2 separate regions of the Homo sapiens genome follow, and region 2 is linked to region 1. The links are chromatin loops, found by intact Hi-C in ENCODE. Cell type or tissue: MCF 10A. All regions are shown on one strand.

Region 1 (2,500 bases):
CTGGGGCACCTGATGATTTCCACCCTGGCAGATTAAAGGTTTAGCTGAATAGCATTTCACTGGGAGGGACTTACTGGACCTAACTCTCCTTCTCTACAGCAGCCAAGGCTGAGAACCACTACTCAAACTTCTCAAACTTCTGATTTGCCTAAGGATTCACCTGGGGATCTTGTTAAATTGCAGATTCTGCTTCAGTAGGTCCAAGATGGGCTGGAAAGTCCCACTTGTGATAAGTTTCCAGGTGATGCCAATGCTACTGCTCTACACACCGCATTTGGTTCTATTCCTTGAAACATCCTCTCACTGAGTTACAGGCCTTTCACAAATGAAAATCCTATCGTGGTCCTGGGCTCACACATTGAGGATCTCTGGAGGATTTCTATATCCTAGAGAAATTCACAATCCATGGGGTGGGACACAGATAAGCAGGGAAATGCTGCAGTCCACAGTTCTCTATCATCTGACCCCACATCGCTGTTCTTCATATGCTTACCTGATTCTGAAACCAAATATATAGTTATATACCTAGTTGCTTTCGTATTTAATGACCGTCTTTCCCACTAGAATACACACTCCAAGAGAGCAGCGGCCTGTGTATCACATTCCCCATTATAACTCTAGAGCCTGAAACAGGGCCATCATGGAGTAGATACTCAACAAATGTTTGCTTCCTCAAAAAGGACTGAATGAGATGACATGGACACCTTATTTCAAAAGAGCGCTAGGTGATGCCGCTCCTACACTGCTAGTTCATTCTAGGCAAAGACACATGGGGCAATAACCTTAGTCTAGCCTTTTAGCCAGTACTTTGGTAGGTCTGACAAGGGGTACAAGATGATAAAGATGAGACTATTCTGCATCTTCTCAATTTCTATTTATAACACATTTCTTATACTATCTCCCGCACAATATGGAAAAGATACAAGTGGAGAAATAATATTTTTGTACTTCAGTTTCCTTCAGTTGCCATAATGAACATGCCTGGAATAAAAGAGCTTTATAAAAAAAGGGAGGAAGCCTCTGGAAAGACAAGTTCTGAGTATACTCGTGTAATCCAAACTCCACTGGACCCCCAAAGGACCACGATGAAATGGCAAGAGACAGCCTCAGGAAAATTATTAATCCTGCCTCAGAATCCAATCACTCACAAATGCCTACTGGCAAAACTATTCAAGGCCTCACAAAATTAGAAAACTAACAAAATTAGAAGTACAAGTACCTGAGGCAGCACATGAGCAAAAGTAAAACTAGTGGAACACAGATTTCGCTCAGCCACATGAACCCTACAAGGCCAGCACTGACTCTCAGTGATTTTTCAGACTGGAGGTTGCTACCTACTATTGGACTATTATATCATTTTAGCATATCACACTAGCATTTTTAATATGAAAATACAATAAAATAGAAACTTTAAGAAGGCAGAAAACAATAAATCACAAGTAGTAGTACTTCCTATGTATGAATTAAAATCTGTGTGTACTCTGGGTCAGGATGTAAAATATATTCTTGCAGGTTGTAATTTTAAAATTTTTGTAAATATCCATCTATACCAAGAAGGGTCATATTTCATATAGTGCCTATATCTGAACTGGTAATGTTCACAATTATACTAAGAAAACACATTTATACTAAAGAGATGGTTTGGCATAGTAGCCCAGAGCATGAGTCTGGAGCCAAACTGACTGGTGACTCTAGACAAATCACTTCACTTTTCTAAGCTTCCTTTCTATCATAGGGTGTTTAGTCAATTTCTGCTGCTGTAACAGAATACCAAAGACTGGGTAATTTGTAAAGAAAAGAAGTTTGTTTAGCTCATGGTTCTGGAGGTTGCAAAGTCCAAGGGCATGGCGCCAGCATCTGCTTGGCATTTGGTGAGGAGTTTCTTGCTGCATTATCCTTTGGCAGAAGGCAGAAGAGCAAGTGAGCACACAAAACAGAGAGAGGATGGGGGCCAAACTTATCCTTTCATCAGGAGACCATTGCCTGGACAACTGCCTACACCTGAGATAACAGCAGTAATCCATTCACGAGTGCACTGAGAGGCCCACTCTCACAATGGCAATTAAATTTTGATGTGAGTTTTAGAAGGGACATTCTAACCATTGCATAGGCACAAGAATACAACCACCTCATGCTTTAACAATTTAAGAACGTACGTGGAGTTAGTATAGTGCCCGGCATGAGTAAGCACCCGATAAATGACAGGCATTATTGTCCCCTCTTAAATGCAGGTCTAACATGCTTATTTTCCATTATTTCAATGATAAAGTACTAAAGAACAGGGGATAAGATCATTTTCAAGTGAGCAAAAGACTGTAGCTGCTACCAAAGTAAAAACTGAGAAATTCATCTAATTCTGGAAGAGTCCATTTGAAATCAAAAGCTTGCGGTTGCAAAAGGGCAAGAAGGAAGAGCAGTGTACTCATGGAAATGCCACAAAGTTAAGACACAGCAAGGTCAGGGAGCAGAGGTCAATAAAGGCACAAATTAAATTTTCACA
Region 2 (2,500 bases), 300 kb after region 1:
AGAATATGGCAGTCACCCATCCTCTGGCATAACATCTATAAATGTGTTATTCCTCCATCCCCTACCCAAAACTCTTTCAAGGTGATCATTCAAATGCATACTTTTCTGCATATTATAAAGTAATTTTTCGCTTCTTTTGTGTTTTGATAGATGTTTCCTGGTATTTAGCTTCAGAATGTTTCCTTTTATGCATCTGAAACATTGTCATTTCTTGGAGACTCTAATGTGGCTTTAAAAAAAGAGGATCACTCTGTCCCCAACTGTTACCTGCTCTCCAAGGGAGAGCTCAACCCCAGGAAATTGGAAGGTACTGATTATTTAGCCTACCTTAGTTCAGCTTCGTTATCACTGTTATAACACCTTTGACTAGTTGCTGGGGTTGGAGTGATGGCGAAGAATATATATTGACAATATTTCTTTTTAAGAGATCAAAGCCTGTATTAGTTATAGTATTCCAAAAGGAAAAAACACATAATAAATTAATTGTTATAACCATAGCCTTTAACATCTTACAAAGTACTTGTACATCCTTTTCTCATTGAAGCCTACCTGCAGTTCTAGGTTGAGATTATTTTTATTTACCATTGAAAAAAACTGTGGTCATGTGGCTTACACAATTTACACAAACCTTGTTTCTAAGGTAAATATCACAGACATAGCAGGTCTCCTGTTCTGTGACATATGACAAAAAGAGACAAATAAAACATGTTTTTCCTTCCTTTTACTTCATGTTTTCACTACCTCCCTAACTCCATCTGGTCCAGGTTGAAGTAAGCTGACAGTCTTCATTTACCTTCTGTTTGTTTTGAGAAGACTCTTGAACAAAATTAAACCTCAGGGGCAGGATAAGAAAATTGGGAGAAGGAGACAGGTTCATTGGAAGACATAAACCATGAAGATGATTGCCAATATGGGGACAGACAAGGTTAACTAGAAATCTGTTTGGCTATAAAGCAGGAAAGATAGAGCCAGTATAGGAAGATCAGAAAAAAGACAGGAATCAGGAAAACTCCCTAATTTTCAGACCACGATTTCACCTTTTCATAGCATATTAGGATGAAATGAACAGAAATCCTGTTTCAATATGTTAGACTGTGTAAACTAGATGAGCCACATGTATTCTCTGGGCCTGTTTCTCTCTCTCCTAAACACACACACAATTTAGGATGGCCAAATAAAATACCAGATACCCAGTTAAATATGGATATCATACTAAAAGATAAATGCTTTTTTAACCTAAGTATGCCTCAGTTTCATATGAAATATATGAAATCTACTAAAAAATTGGTTTCTTTATCTGAAATTCAAATTAATTTGATGCCCTGTATTTTTATTTACTAGATCTGGCAACCGAAACCTAATGAAACTTGAGATCAACTTGCTGCCACTGAATATAACCCTATGGAGCTGAGGAAATCACTACTGCCCCCTGTTGGACTCGGTTGGAACAGTCATTTTCTTGTTTTGAGATGTGCATATTAGTTGCAAATAATTCTTAGTTTCTGTCTGTAGTTACACAAAGTTTGTGCTTTAAGTACAGTTTCCACTCTGTTGATGCTGAAACAAGTTTTTCAAGTAGATCTGGTTTGGAATTTGTTCTCTCCTTCCCCAAGTTCCAGAGATGCTCAACCCCTTCCACTATCACCAAGATAACTTCCTTTGCCAAACTAGCAAACATGTCCAGTTAAATCATAAATTGAACTTAACGTCAACCTCCCATGGACGCATTACACATTACACATTACAGATGCCATTAATGTGCACATATTACACATTACTTCCTTTGCCAAACTAGCAAACACGTCCAGTTAATGATAAATTGAACTTAATGTTGACCTCCCACGGACACATTACAAAGACGTAATAATCAATGTCACAATTTTCCCTACAAATCCTACTCATTGGGTGTGAGATCTATCACAAAAAGTTTGTAGAACCTCCCTTCCTGGGAGTTGGTTAATTTGAGAGAGGTCATCTCAAATGGATCAAATTCAGGTGTATCAAATGGCAGGGAGGAAGAAATAGACGACTCCTCAGACTCCATCAATTACATTTTTATTTGTTATATCTCATTCTCTACTTTGCCAGGGAGAACATATGAAATTGGACTTGCAAAGATGGCGAACCATCTCTTCCAAAGAGTGTAGAGCGATACTCCCATCCCTGCATCTGACCATGAACCTGACCCTTTTTATAGCCCCCACAGTAAAAGCCAAAATAAAGTAAGATTGCTTTGTGTGCCCTTGAGGTGGTTTTGGTGCACAGAAAAAAACCATTCAGCAGTCTAAATATTCCTATTGAATGTATTAAATGTTAACTATGAAAATATAAATCTCATCTTAAGTCTTTTCTTGAAGTGAAATTCACTTAAGATTAGGCATTTTAAAGTGGACAATGTAGTGGCATTTAGTCCCAAACATTTCCATTGCTCCAAAGTAAAACTCCCTTCCCGTTAAGCAGTCATTCCTCATTCCCACCTTCCCCCTCACCTTGGCAATCA

Evidence for each region. A loop is a pair of places that touch in the nucleus more often than their neighbours do. Peaks named below come from ENCODE experiments on the same cell type or tissue, not always from the same donor. Only the 100,000 strongest peaks of a DNase experiment are listed, where the experiment ranks them.
Region 2: a loop joins it to region 1, with 3 times the contacts of the local background. A loop is called at or near these places in 7 of 110 quality-filtered maps.

Annotation. Positions count from the first base shown.
Region 1 is chr7:132,934,001-132,936,500 of GRCh38, forward strand. All of the region lies in intron 4 of CHCHD3 (coiled-coil-helix-coiled-coil-helix domain containing 3), which reads right to left. Among named protein-coding and RNA genes, the nearest start is that of MIR3654, 100 kb to the right of the region's middle. In MCF 10A, no CTCF peak of the experiment used is centred here; no DNase peak of the experiment used is centred here.
Region 2 is chr7:133,229,366-133,231,865 of GRCh38, forward strand. No RefSeq gene overlaps it. Among named protein-coding and RNA genes, the nearest start is that of EXOC4, 22 kb to the right of the region's middle. In MCF 10A, a CTCF peak has its summit at 1,434 (motif pointing left); a DNase peak (open chromatin) is centred at 1,426.